5 separate regions of the Homo sapiens genome follow, and regions 1, 2, 3 and 4 are each linked to region 5. Evidence: chromatin contacts called from ENCODE Hi-C data. All regions are on one chromosome and are shown on one strand. Each heading gives the region's core, a stretch centred on a gene start or an enhancer-like site at or near the end of the contact. The rest is flanking DNA. Distances are from core to core; before and after follow the strand shown.

Region 1 (2,700 bases), core at 98-2,597, 740 kb before region 5:
GTTCTGATCACGCCATCATCAATAACAAGTGAAACTGATAACAAATATGATTATCTGAAGAGTGGGAAAATGATTCAGGTAAATTGGCTTCAATTTTTGTCCACCTAACTCATTTTGCAGAATGGCCACCAGGTTACACAGTCAAGTCATGTAGCCCTAGATTCACTCATCTTCATGGGAAAAAAAGAAGAGGGGAGTGCAGGGGACAAAACAGACAAACCCAGAAACACCAAAGTGCCATCAGTGTTTTGGGATTTTTTTTAATACAGTATTGGAAAGCCGCAGCTTCAGTCAAGGACCATTCCGTCCTGTGTATAACTACATCTCACAGCTGCACCTTCCCCACTGATAACCCACAACATCAAAAAATGTTAATCCTTGTTCAAGTTACTGAACTAATTCATTCTCTCTCGCGCTCGAGCGCTCTTTCTCTCTCTCTCTTCCGCTCCCCCCACCCCCATTCCCCTGAAATCAATGTCTGAAAAGCACATTTCTTCTTCTGAAGCTGTCAGGATAGACAGACATTCAGCCCCATTCAACCGAGGAGGGTGGGTAAACTGCTTCTCCCCGCGCCCCGTCCCGCGCGAGCGCTCACAATGGGCTGCATAGTCCCGCAGGGGCTGAAGAGTTCAGGAAACCCAGACTTGCAAGGCGCCCAACTTCCACCCATCTCCGATCCTTGCTGGAGAATGGGTCTGTGTCTCGGAGAGTGGGCAGCCCAAGATGGACAAGGAGAGAAGTTTGTGATCAGTTTGGCTAAGCTGGGCGTGGGGAGGGAAGGGGGAAAGAACCACCCCGAAATCTCCATCCACCGCCCCCTCAGCCAGCCGTCCCCTCTAAGCACGCCGTCCACAAATTAACAAGCCGTTGTTTCCTCAGCTTCATCAGTTCTTTATTCCCCAGCCACAGCACCACCACTGTCCGCCAAAAAAGAAAGAAAAGAAATCCGAATTGCAATCCCTCGCCTTTCTACTTAGAAATGCTGGAGCTGCGCTGACCGCTCTCCCTCCCTTCCTCGCAGTGAAACTCTCTGCGTTTCCGCTCTCCCTCCATTCCTCGCAGGGAGGCCCGAATGCTCGCCGCCTTCTCCCTCTCTCGGCCCGGCCGGGGTCGCCTCGCGGCGCCGGGACCCGAAGGCCAGGCTCGCGGGCCCCTCCCAGCGACAGCCCGAGCCCGGCCCGCTATCTCCACCGCATCTCACAGGCTGAGCCCACCCGCGCGTCTGCTCAGCTCTCCGCGGGGACCTCTCCTCTCCTCACCTCGTCCGCTCTGGGGCGCCGACTTGTCCCCCGCCGCCTCGAATCTTCCGAGTCGCTGCAGGGGAGGCTCCGAATTCCTAGAAGAAACTGGGATGGAAGGCCGGGAAGTAGGAGGTGTTTGCTCAACTTCTGAGGACGTCACGCCTCTGCCTCCCGTAGCCAATCAGCAGCCGCCCTGAGGGAACAACCTTCTCATCTGCCAATCGGCGGCGCTGCCAGTTGCTACGTCATGCCCGGCCCCTGCTCCTCCCCAAGATCCTTCTGTCTCTGATCTCTGATCTCTGACCTGCGTTCTTAGCTGGGACGTCGAGTTCTCCCAGGATAATTATCGACCAGGTTTGTAACTGTCCGTGGCAGAAGGCGGGCGGGGACGGAAAGCAACGAAAATAGTCTGGGCATTACGCTCTAAATAGAGGTGCACATCTCCTGGGGAAAAGTTGCGAGCGCCGGTACCTCACGTTTGTTTAGCTATAGACACTTTTCAAAGCATTTCACCGCCTTGTCACAACCCTGTGAAGCCAGATAACAGTTCTTACAACAGTTTTAGAAGCCAGCAAGCGGAGAATCTGAGAAATTAAAACTGAGTGTGTTCATGTGCATATGGCAATGTCCAATGTTATTGAAAAGTCCTAACTACCTAGGAGGCCTGGAGGGAGGGGGAAAACGTATTTCATAGACACTAGCCCCAGCACTAGGAACTGAAGAATCGTCTGAAGCCCAGCTGTGATTCCCCAAGGCGTCAACGGTCAGAAGTTAATCTTCCCTCCTGTTTTTACAACTTTCTCCACCACTTACTCTTCTTATACCTGCCATAGATGTATTTAGCTACTGAACTCCTATGTCAACAATCTATAGCCAGAACGTTCTTGAGACTCCACTCATATCTCCAATTGCAGAGAAAATTATTTATTTATTTATTTGTGGTAGACATGGGGTCTCGCTGTGTTGACCAGGACACTGGTCTGGAACTCCTAGCCTCAAGCTATCCTCCCACCTCGTCCTCCCAAAGCACTGGGATTACAGGTGTTAGCCACTGTGCCCAACCCCAAATTAGAATTTTATCTGTAAGTAGAGTTGGAATTTTCTTCTGTATCTTCAGCTTCACATTTCCAAAATCGGATCCCTTATCATTCTTGGAAAGTCTTCCAAAGGCTGTGTAGTGGTTCACACCTGTAATCTCAGCACTTTGGGAGACTGAGGCTGGAGAATCACTTGAGCCCAGGAGTTTAAGACTAACCTGGGCAACGTAGCAAGACCTGTGTCTACTAAAAATAAAAATAATAAAAATAAATAAAATTTTAAAAAGCCAGGTGTAGTGGCACATACCTGTGGTCCCAACTACTTAGGAGGCTAAGGTGGAAGGATCACTTGAGCCGCAGGATGTTGAGGCTGCAGTGAGCCATGATCATGCCACTGCACTGTAGTCTGGGTGACAGAGTAA
Region 2 (2,700 bases), core at 1-2,500, 580 kb before region 5:
AGGAAGGAAGGAAGGAAGGAAGGAAGGAAGGAAGGAAGGAGGGAGGGAAGGAAGGAGGGAAGGAGGGAGGGAGGGAGGGAAGGAAGGAAGGAAGGAAGGGAGGGAAGGAAAGGATCTCCGTTTTGCATTGTACTTGCCTTTCCACACACTTCGCAAGTGAAAACTTTGGGCTTGGCATTAGGAGAGCCTCGGCTGAAATCCGAGGTTTTGAACGCGATTTTTTCCGACAGAAGCTGGGCGCTTTCTTTCATGTAATGCTGCAGCTGAGCCTGGGACAGGTCTTTGAAAGCTACTCCAGAAGGGTATTTCTCCACCGCCGGGACCACCAGTTTATTCCTTTCGGCTAAATACGTTTTTGGCTGCGGGTGCAAAGGGGAACTGAGGAAGTAGGAGGCCACCGGGTGGATGTTCACGCCGGCTGCCGGGTGGCATGGGCCGTCACCTCGGTTCAGGTAGCACAAGGCGCCCATGGCGTGGAATGAAGAGTGGTTGACCACACGCGGCCTTACCAGCTTGTACTGCTGCAGCGGCAGCGCGTCGCGGGCCAGGTCGCCCTTGAGACTCAGTGCGCAGTTGAGCAGGTCGCTGCAGCTGAATGCGGGAGCCGAGGGCACCGCCGCGGGCGCCGCCGGGGCCTCCAGACTGGCCTTCCGCGGCTCGGAGCCCGTCACTCCTGCCTTGGGGCTCGTGTCGTAGGCCACAGGCACGAAGGGGATCATGCAGGGGATCGACGAGTTGAGATGCAGAGAGTGCTTGGGTTCCCCCTTGGGTAAGGCTCCCTGCAGGAAGTGGGGGACTGGCAGGGCCTTGGGCTCTGGGGTGCGCGCCATGATTCGTTCAATGGAGAAAGCCAAGGGTTTGGACGTGCTCATCATGTTGCCCCGAGCTGGAGCAGTCGCTAACATTTTGGTAGTCGCGTTGTGGCAGCTACTGTCCATGTCTGAGTCGCCAGCGTCCGTCAGCCGGGGCTGGGTTGCGCCGTCCGTTGCCTTGTTCCCTGCTTGTCACAGACCTGCGGAGAGGGGGACGGGCACCATCACCACCAGTAGCCTCCTCCTCCTCCTCCTCCCCAGCATCACCAGCCGAACCTGCCTGCCCAGCCCAATGGACTCCTGCCAGCCCATCGCAGAGTTCTTGGCGCACCAATGACTCGGGGACAATCACTACTTATTTCTATCAATAGAAAGTGTTGTGTCAATAACGCAGCCAAGATCTCGCCAATCGTTAACTTCCAAGAGGAGAAGGTAAACTAGATAATTGCTCAATTCGCTTCCAACAGTCAACAGGAAAACTTTTTTTTTTTTCATCTGCAGTCAGTAACTACTTTTCATTGGTGAGTGAGGTTCCCCGCCCAGAAAAGGCGGGGGCGCTTTCACCCGCTTGGCGCGCCCTCCCCTCTGCGCACACACTCTGCCGCGCACACTTCACTACCCTCCGCACCCCCCCATCCCCACCCCCCTTTTGCTTCCTCTGCCTTTCTAATTCTCAATCTGCTTAACCAGGCTTTAGAGGCCAAGCAAATCTGAGATCAATTTTCTCGTTTAGCTCTAAGTGACATCATCTAAAATCATTGTGCAAGGGCTAAATAAGGAAACGGAGTCTAATTCAGGGGCAAACGCCAGGCTATATTTATCAAACGCCAAGCTCCAGAAAGCCTCGGCTAGGAAGCCTCGGCAGTGAAATCCGAGGTTTCGCTGCTTGGTTCCACTGGGCCTGGGTGGGCCGGGCTGGGCCGGGCTGGGCCGGGTCAGATCTGTGCCACCTCCGCAGACCTATTTCTTCCTCCAGGGCTCGGGGTTGCCCGCTCCCGGAATCCCGGAGTCTCCGCGGCCCGAACCGAGTCTGGACCATTTAGAAGACGCCGGCAGGTAACTGGCCTCCCCAAACGCCCCGAAAATTAAAAGCCTTAGGAGGCTTGTTCTGTGTTTGTGGTTTTGTAAAGGCAATGCCCGCGGCAATAGGCCTGGGAAAGTCGCACTTTCATCCACAAAGTTGAGGAGTTGCAAGGAATAATTGGGTGTCACACCACAAGCAACCTTGACTCGATCGGACCCCACCCAGGATACACACAGACGCGCGCGCGCGCACGCTTCCGAGTTTCCATTGAGAGTCTGGAAAGAGCATTTCTTTCTTAAGTACCTGCGCTCAGCTAGAGCTCTCCCGGAGCATTTTAAATACTGAATGCCGAGCGGAGAAGGGAAACAGAGTGTATTAATCCCCACTCCGGTTGCCGGTGTCTGCAAGCCTCCTCTAAGCAGCGCAGGCGGCAGCCTGGATGTCTGTGCGCATCAAGGAGACTTGCCGGCGCCAGAGTTGTGTCCACAGGTGCACTTGTGCCTCCCAAAGAGCGCGCGTAGAGACCATTTCCCCTGCAACGCCCCCCAGCCGAACACCCGCCGGGTGTGGCACCTCGGCCGAAACTCCTGGGGCGGCGCGGTGGAGCGTGTGGAGGTTTCCGGGAAGACGCCTACGGCTGCGGCTCCGACTGTGCGGGCTCCCGCCGCCCAGGCAAGAGCGTCCAGGAGCGCGCTGGAAGCTGCGGCGCGCACCTTCCCCGGCGCAGTCTCTTGCCAGCCGGCGATCACGCAGAGCTGAACCCCGCAGCTAGGCGCGCAGGAAGGGCTGCACAGAGTTTGAAGACACGGCAGCTGTAAGCTGGCGTGAGGAGGCCAAAGGAGCGCGCAGAGCTGCAAGCAAAGG
Region 3 (2,700 bases), core at 177-2,676, 650 kb before region 5:
TAAGTAGAAGTTTTAAAACAGACAAAACATTGTTGAACTTATAAAAAGAAAAACCACACACATAAAAAAAAAAAAAATCCAAGGCTGAGTGCAGTGTCTCATGCCCATAATCCCAGCACTTTGAGAGGCTGAAGCAGGAGGATCACTTGAGCCCAGGAGTTCAAGACCAACCTGGGAAACATAGCAAGACCTTGTTTCTACCAAAAAAAAAAAAAAAAATTAAATAGCTGGGCATGGTGACATACACTTGTAGTCTCAGCCACTTGGGAGGCTGAAGTGGGAGGATCACTTGAGCCTAGAAGTTCAAGGCTGCCATGAGCTATGATCACACCACTGCACTCCAGCCTGGGTGACAGAGCAAGACCCTGTCACCAAGAAATAAAGCCTAATACATTTATTGTATCGACAAATATAAATGGCATATATTCATCTACTAAAAGAAAAACTCTCATATTGGGTACAATTTTTAAATTGTATATTGTGTATATGAGACATCTAAAACAATGTGATTCACAAAAGATTAAAAAACAAGAATATATAAATACAGTCACGCAAAGCTAACTGAAACAAGAGTTAAAATATAATCTTTTTTAATATATAAATATTAATTGGAGACCACATTTGCTGAGTGCTGTGTGCCAGGAATGTGCTTTACATAAATGATACGTTAAATCCTAAAAACAGCCCTCTGAAGCGTATTGGCCACATTTTACAGATGAAGGAACTGAAGCACAGAGAGATTTAAAAACGTATTCAAAGTTGTATAACTGGTCATCAGAGGAGACAGAATTCCAACCCAAATTTTCTAGCTCTAGATCCTGTCTAGCAGCAATATTCTGTCTTTACAGTTAAAAAAATAAAAGAACTATTTAAAATGTATAATTTTAGTTGCACAGAACTTTTTTTAGAAAGGATACACTAGAAATTATCAAAATAGTAGTTACCTTTACAGAGAATGACTAGGAATGAAAAGAGGATTTTAGGGCGGAGGAGCCAAGATGGCCGAATAGTAACAGCTCCCGTCTACAGCTCCCAGCGTGAGCGACGCAGAAGACGGGTGATTTCTGCATTTCCATCTGAGGTACCGGGTTCATCTCACTAGGGAGTGCCAGACAGTGGGCACAGGTCAGTGGGTGCGTGCACCGTGCGCGAGCCGAAGCAGGGCGAGGCATTGACACACTTGGGAAGCACAAGGGGTCAGGGAGTTCCCTTTCTGAGTCAAAGAAAGGGGTGACGGACGGCACCTGGAAAATCGGGTCACTCCCACCTGAATACTGCGCTTTTCCGACGGGCTTAAAAAACGGTGCACCACGAGATTATATCCTGCACCTGGCTCAGAAGGTCCTACGCCCATGGAGTCTCGCTGATTGCTAGCACAGCAGTCTGAGATCAAACTGCAAGGCGGCAGCGAGGCTGGGGGAGGAGCGCCCGCCATTGCCCAGCCTTGATTAGGTAAACAAAGCAGCCAGGAAGCTACAACTGGGTGGAGCCCACCACAGCTCAAGGAGGCCTGCCTGCCTCTGTAGGCTCCACCTCTGGGGGCAGGGCACAGACAAACAAAAAGACAGCAGTAACCTCTGCAGACTTAGGTGTCCCTGTCTGACAGCTTTGAAGAGAGCAGTGGTTCTCCCAGCACGCAGCTGGAGATCTGAGAACCGGCAGACTGCCTCCTCAAGTGGGTCCCTGACCCCTGACCCCCGAGCAGCCTAACTGGGAGGCACCCCCCAGCAAGGGCACACTGACACCTCACATGGCAGGGTATTCCAACAGACCTGCAGCTGAGGGTCCTCTCTGTTAGAAGGAAAACTAACAAACAGAAAGGACATCCACACCAAAAACCCATCTGTACATCACCATCATCAAAGACCAAAAGTAGATAAAACCCCAAAGGTGGGGAAAAAACAGAACAGAAAAACTGGAAACTCTAAAACGCAGAGTGCTTCTCCTCCTCCAAAGGAACGCAGTTCCTCACCAGCAACGGAACAAAGCTGGATGGAGAATGACTTTGACGAGCTGAGAGAAGAAGGCTTCAGACGATCAAATTACTCTGAGCTACGGGAGGACATTCAAACCAAAGGCAAAGAAGTTGAAAACTTTGAAAAAATTTTAGAAGAATGTATAACTAGAATAACCAATACAGAGAAGTGCTTAAAGGAGCTGATGGAGCTGAAAACCAAGGCTCGAGAACTACGTGAAGAATGCAGAAGCCTCAGGAGCCGATGCGATCAACTGGAAGAAAGGGTATCAGCAATGGAAGATGAAAGGAATGAAATGAAGTGAGAAGGGAAGTTTAGAGAAAAAAGAATAAAAAGAAATGAGCAAAGCCTCCAAGAAATATGGGACTATGTGAAAAGACCAAATCTACGTCTGATTGGTGTCCCTGAAAGTGATGGGGAGAATGGAACCAAGTTGGAAAACACTCTGCAGGATATTATCCAGGAGAACTTCCCCAATCTAGCAAGGCAGGCCAACGTTCAGATTCAGGAAATACAGAGAACGCCACAAAGATACTCCTCAACAAGAGCAACTCCAAGACACATAATTGTCAGATTCACCAAAGTTGAAATGAAGGAAAAAATGTTAAGGGCAGCCAGAGAGAAAGGTTGGGTTACCCTCAAAGGGAAGCCCATCAGACTAACAGCTGGTCTCTCGGCAGAAACCCTACAAGCCAGAAGAGAGTGGGGGCCAATATTCAACATT
Region 4 (2,700 bases), core at 172-2,671, 670 kb after region 5:
ATTTGGATTTGCTCTCTCTTGGTGACAGAGTACAGGTCCAAAAGAAAAGGTCCAAGAACTAAATCCTGACTAACTCAAATTTTAAAAGTGGGCATAAGAGAAATAACCAGAAAAAGAGAAAGCCAAAGAGTAGGGGGAAAAAATCAGGAGACTGGGGGAGTCCTGAAGCCCAGTAAAGAAAGCGCATGATGGAAAAAGTGTCAAATGTGTCAAAAAAAAAAAAACGCTGCTATTAGGTCAATGAAGGTGAGAAACATAAGCTGACCATTGGATTTGGCAACATGGAGATAACTGGTGAACTTGAAAAGAGCGTGATGGAAAAAGTGTCAAATGTGTCAAAAAACGCTGCTATTAGGTCAATGAAGGTGAGAAATATGAGCTGACCATTGGATTTGGCAGCATGGAGATAATTGGTGAACTTGAAAAACGCCAAGGGTGACTGAGTGCATTCAAGGGTGAATAAGAAAGAAATTGGAGAAAATAGAGATAACTCTTTTGAGTTATCTGTAAAGTGAAGCAAAGAAATGGTGTGATTATAGAAGGGACAAGAAGAATAAAAAAATTTTGTGGGTTTTTTTGATGAAAACATTCGTGAATACAGATGGAAAAGACCTAACAGAAGGAAAAGGGGGCAGTACCTTTAGTAAGCCTAAATATATGTAATCCAACGCACCTAAGCAGAAACGGTAAGGCAAGGAGAAAAGATGGAAAACGGAGATATAAATTTGAGATGGCGCTGACAGAAGCAAGCACAAGTGAAGCCATGAAAATGTCAAGGAAAAAGTCAACAAGAAAACTGGCTTAATAAAGAGGTCATGGCAAAAATAAATAAAAATGTGACATCGGATCAACGAAGTAGGTGGACAGCGCCCGTGTCTCAAGAGCTCACGCGGCTTGTAATTAAGGGCTTGAAACATCTGTATCCCGTTAACCCTGCAATAAGCAAAGTGACAGGAATTTAGTCTTCCTTGGGAATTCAAGAACGAAGAAAGAACAAAGGTACATACCTCGTGAGGAGTATTGCACACAGCCAATCCCACAAGGCCAGTGGTCTGTTCAAAAACAAAACACGATTCATGCTGTTTACTACGGTTTCCATACATCCAGCACGCTAAGGAAATACAAAACCACGAATCCCCCGGCTAAAACTGGTCTAAAGCCAGCTACTGGTCTCTCAGTCTCGCTTGTTTGGAGCTTTTTTCCTGACTCTCGGAGCGGAACCACTAACCTGCCCTACCCGGTAAGGCATGCAGAACGAGTCCCCGAAAAGCACCGCCGAGCCCGCGACAGTAGGGGTCAACACCCGCGGGAAGTAGGGCTATCGGACTGAGTCTACCCCCACAGTCTAAATTCCAACAGTGACCTCCATTCGTCTCACCTTCTTCAGCACACCCGCCATGACAGCGCCAACGACTCGGTGACGCACAACCCTTTGGGAACAATTCTCAGACCTGCTCAATCGACCACCGAGGTCGCCACTCTGTCACCCTGGAAACAGCTTAGCTCCACCCCTTCAGGATCGCCAAAGGAGCAAAGACTCTGCCCCGCCCATCTTAAAAGAGAAAAATTGACGCATGCGCGATGGGCATACAAGCCTAAAGCTAAGCTAGAAGACGATTGGGGAAAGAAAGGGTTTCCCAGCTGTCTGTTCCTGTTCCTGCCACTGCTGACGGCTTGCCCAAAGATTGAGGGAAACACTCCCAACTACCAAAAAACTCCAGTCGCTGTAGGAACCTGCACTGTGCTTAACCGTTGATGCATTCCTCAACCTTCCTTTCTCAGTTTAGTAAAATGAAAGTGATAACGGAGCTTGAGCATCCTCTGAATTGATCTCTCAACAGCAAGTTAGTTCTTCGCACAAGGATATCAGTATTCTCTGTGTCTTACGAACCAAAGCCCTATGGAGTGTGAGGTCATTTTCCATCGCTCTTTTCGATTTCACTGGCTGAAATACATCATCTTATTTCCAGATGAAATGATATCAGACCATACCACTTTTTCCTACCTCCACAAACACTGACCACTCACTATGTGTCAGTTACTGGGACATAATTTCTAAAATGGGATTTCACATCCTGGAATTCAAAGAATAATGAAGAAGGCGTGTATTAATAAATAATTTGGTAACTGTTCTAAAAGAAGTTGATGCAAAGTGTGATGGTACCAGGGAAAAGGAAATAACTAAAAAGCGTGGGTGACTTTCTAAAAAGTCAGTAGGAGAAAAGAACAAATTGAGAAAACACAAGTACAAAGGAAAAGAGGTTAAAAATGTATATATAAATTCCAGGTGATTTTATGTGATTGGAAAGGTGGGTTTGATTGTTAAGGTAAACTGGTTAAGATTATGAAAGGTGTTGTTTGCCATTATACAAAATTTGAATTTTACTTTTTAAGGAATGGGAACAATGAGAAGACTTTTAAGCTTCTAAGTGACACCATCAAATTTATGTTTCAGATATACAAACAACTTAGGCAACAGTTGAAGAGAATGAGTTGGAAGAGATGAGGCCTTTCATTAGAGGCATGAGACTAGAAAAAATGAAAGCTAAACCAAAAGCAAACAGAAGAAAGGAAATATTAAAGATTAGAAAAGAAGGAGACAGAATATCAATAAAGAAAATCAATGAAACCAGGAATTGGTTCCCTAAAAGGATCAACAAAATTGGCAAACCTTTAGTGAAACTAAGAAAAAAAAGAGAG
Region 5 (2,700 bases), core at 139-2,638:
ACAGAACCTTCCAGGTTCAGCATTCTATTAAAAAGATTTCCTAGAGTTTGTATTGTAAACATTTAACCACTTAGGACAATTTGAGTCATTACTCGTGTCTGGTACAGAACATCAGGCCCCTGGGGTCTTGTTTTGAAACTCAAGTTGGCCAGCCTTTCACCTGAAACAAACTTCTTACCTTTTGGGGGAGAATAAGCATTTTGTTCCCCAAAAAAGCATTTGGAAAGCATTTGTTATGAAGTGATCATGCACCAATCCTTTATCTTTCATCAGTAATAGTATATTTCATTAATCAGGCCTGCCCAGACCAGAAATTACTTACCCACAAACACTTTACAAAGCTGCATGCCTTCTCGGTGTTTGGATTTGATGTCCTGGTTGTATGACAATATAGGAAACGTATTAATTTAACTTTTTTATTCACTGAGGAAAATTTCTACCCCTCTTAAGTGAAGACTTCACTCTAGCTAAGAGAAGTACTCGGGCTCCACCTGTTTCGCCTAGCTACAACACTCATTCAGACCCTCGGCAAACCCAGCTCTAGCAATATCACGCCAGGCTAGGTGGACAGGAATGCACCAGTGCTGTTGGAAATTAAAGTTGATGGGAGTTGCATTCTAATCCGGCCAGAGCTGCGCCTGCCGGGTGCAACCGCGGCGCGGCCGGCGCTGTCGGTCTCTGTCTCACGGATGGTGAGCTGACAGCTCCTGCCAGCCCAGGCGGGGAGGAGGAGAAGAGGTGTCCGCTGCAGCCGCATACCCGGCGGGTGAAAGCACCGTCTTGTCCCCAAAGATTCCTCTGCCCTCAGAGACTAACAAAAATACGGTGTCCTGCGTTTCGCAGAAGGACGGGAGGCGTCCCAGAGCTCTCCCGGGAGAAAAACCCAGGGAGAAGTGGTGGTAGGAGGCGCCCGGTCCCGCAACTCACCTTCTGCTGCCTCCGGGCCATGTCGGTGGGCTGCTTGGCGTTGAAGGGGTACGCGATGCACCTCACGACGAAGACGTAGAGCTGCAGGCGGATCCTCCGCTCCTGCTCATCGTCCAGCTGCCGCTGGGGCTCGTCTCGCCCCTCGCTGAGCACAGAGGGGCTCGGGCTCACAGATCTGGCCGCGCCGCCGCCGCCCGCGCGCCCCGGCGCGTCCCGCCGCCCTTCCCGAGTCGGGGCTGGAGGAGCTCGCTGCGAGCTGCCGGCTGCCACCAGCACATCGCGGCTTTCCTCTTCCAGCCCCTCGTCCGACTCCTCTTCGCTGGAAGACGGGTCCAGCATGGTGCTCGGGGATCCCCGCCGCTCGGCCCGCGGTCCCCAAGCGCCTCACCCCCGGCGGCTGCGCCCGCGGGTCTGAGGGAGCCGCGGGGCTGGCTGCAGCGGCCGCAGAACGAAAGGAAAACTGGCCAGGGCTTTCCGGACACGTCGAGTTAGATTCAGGAGTGTTTCCTACCACCAGGGCGAAAGGGGCGGGCAGGAGCCGGGAGGAGGATTGGGAGGGGGGAGAGGGGGAGCCGCCGGGACTGAATAGGCGGAGTTAGCGTTGGGGGTGAGCTTGGGCGCCTCAGGAATTGCTCCGCCAGCCCCGGGCGCGCCGACCCAGCGGTTCCCCAGAGCCCGCCGGCAGAGGCGGAGCCGCCCGAGCGCCCGGACGCAGGTGGGGAACCTGTGGCGCCTACAACAAGCAACACGTGGAATTGAATGTTGAAGAGCCGCGCGGGGCCGCGGAGTGCGCGTGCGCGCGCCGCCGCTGCTGCCCGGGCCCGCCTGGAGCCCTAGCACACAGTTTGCAAAGGCGGGGAGCGGCCGAGCGCGATGGCCCGTGTAAGCGTCCACCGGGGCTGCTCCGACTACCCTCACCCTACCACCTGTGATCTTTTCTCCAGCAGGTGGAGGTGGAATGGGGAGCGGGGAGGGACTGTTCCCTAGCAAGAGGTTAGGGGGAGCGGCCGAGACATCTCCCCAACCCGAATCGGCTGCCTAGGATTGAACCCCAGCGCGGAAAAGCGGGACTGGAGCCCTTCACCACGAAGTATCTTTGCGACAAGACTTTGAAAAGTCTCACTCTGCTCTGCTGCCGTTTTGATACTCATGCTGAAGCCCAAATTATAAAAGTCGGAGTAATGAAAAAAAAAAGAAAACCAACGAGGCTTACTTTTTAAACTGTTCTAGTCCTGCAGACTCAAGGCAAGAGAGATTTTATATGTGCAAAATGATACTGATTCAGCTCAAACATATCTCGATTATTTTCTGGGTTGGGATGCAGTTGACTCAAAACAGGTTGTGTAGTGTGGACATTTATTCAACAAAGATTTGAGCGCCCTCCCGGTGTCCAGCACTGTTAGCCTTTTGCGGAGCCCGCGGTGACTAAGGCACATGACACTCAGTCGCTGGTGGTTCTGGCCTCAAGTCGGCGTCTTGTAGCTGCGCTGAAGCCTGCCTTATCTGCGCAGATTTCTCAGTCCTAGTGCTGGAACCACCTAGGAGTTTCTTATAGTAATTCTGTATCTTATGTCCTAAGTCCTGACAGAGGGGGAAATAGGCAAAACAATGCATTCAACACCAGGTGGAGTGTGCAGCGACCAGGTGGGCAGGGAGGTGATGAAGTTCAGTGGAAATAACACAGGGCAAATTAACTACCAGCTCTGAGCTCCTCTACCACCATGGTCAAACAGCAGTTTTAGCTTTTTCAGGCCACTTTCATATAGTTAGGTA

Evidence for each region. Hi-C counts contacts between places; a loop is a spot of excess contacts on that map. Pooled maps may share reads with other maps.
Region 1: a map of ascending aorta shows a loop between it and region 5 (3-fold over the local background). The contact joins the promoter of AASS here to the promoter of CADPS2 in region 5. A Hi-C loop is called at or near these places in 3 of 168 maps with a recorded cell type or tissue (aorta, ascending aorta and endothelial cell of umbilical vein) and 13 of 50 pooled maps.
Region 2: a map of A673 shows a loop between it and region 5 (5-fold over the local background). The contact joins the promoter of FEZF1 here to the promoter of CADPS2 in region 5. A Hi-C loop is called at or near these places in 2 of 168 maps with a recorded cell type or tissue (A673 and endothelial cell of umbilical vein), 1 of 37 single-sample maps with no recorded cell type and 7 of 50 pooled maps.
Region 3: a map of HCT116 shows a loop between it and region 5 (2.9-fold over the local background). The contact joins the enhancer-like site here to the promoter of CADPS2 in region 5. A Hi-C loop is called at or near these places in 2 of 168 maps with a recorded cell type or tissue (HCT116 and PC-9).
Region 4: a map of esophagus muscularis mucosa shows a loop between it and region 5 (4-fold over the local background). The contact joins the promoter of NDUFA5 here to the promoter of CADPS2 in region 5. A Hi-C loop is called at or near these places in 1 of 168 maps with a recorded cell type or tissue (esophagus muscularis mucosa), 1 of 37 single-sample maps with no recorded cell type and 12 of 50 pooled maps.

The regions. Positions count from the first base shown.
Region 1 is chr7:122,142,902-122,145,601 of GRCh38, forward strand. AASS (aminoadipate-semialdehyde synthase) reads right to left here and starts at 1,348. Exons shown (of 24, transcript NM_005763.4): 1 at 1,260-1,348. LOC102724527 (a long non-coding RNA gene) reads left to right here and starts at 1,513. Exons shown (of 6, transcript XR_007060500.1): 1 at 1,513-1,595. RefSeq lists enhancers at 172-677, 1,679-1,728 and a silencer at 979-1,178.
Region 2 is chr7:122,303,500-122,306,199 of GRCh38, forward strand. It overlaps FEZF1 (FEZ family zinc finger 1), which reads right to left and starts at 1,251. Exons shown (of 4, transcript NM_001024613.4): 1 at 138-1,251. The coding sequence starts at 938. FEZF1-AS1 (FEZF1 antisense RNA 1) reads left to right here and starts at 159. Exons shown (of 7, transcript NR_036484.1): 1 at 159-769; 2 at 1,074-1,244; 3 at 1,789-2,700.
Region 3 is chr7:122,237,538-122,240,237 of GRCh38, forward strand. No RefSeq gene overlaps it. Among named protein-coding and RNA genes, the nearest start is that of FEZF1-AS1, 65 kb to the right of the region's middle. Within about 2 kb of position 1,427, at least 2 of the 41 ENCODE cell types and tissues checked have a DNase peak (open chromatin) inside an H3K27ac peak, as active enhancers do; they include HCT116, where a contact is called at or near this core.
Region 4 is chr7:123,556,397-123,559,096 of GRCh38, forward strand. It overlaps NDUFA5 (NADH:ubiquinone oxidoreductase subunit A5), which reads right to left and starts at 1,422. Exons shown (of 5, transcript NM_005000.5): 1 at 1,379-1,422; 2 at 1,008-1,052. The coding sequence starts at 1,399. RefSeq lists enhancers at 552-1,130, 695-1,894, 1,131-1,709, 1,450-1,499, 1,760-1,899.
Region 5 is chr7:122,885,072-122,887,771 of GRCh38, forward strand. It overlaps CADPS2 (calcium dependent secretion activator 2), which reads right to left and starts at 1,389. Exons shown (of 30, transcript NM_017954.11): 1 at 928-1,389. The coding sequence starts at 1,266. RefSeq lists an enhancer at 677-726 and silencers at 1,087-1,216, 1,257-1,306, 1,317-1,396, 1,467-1,626, 1,637-1,796.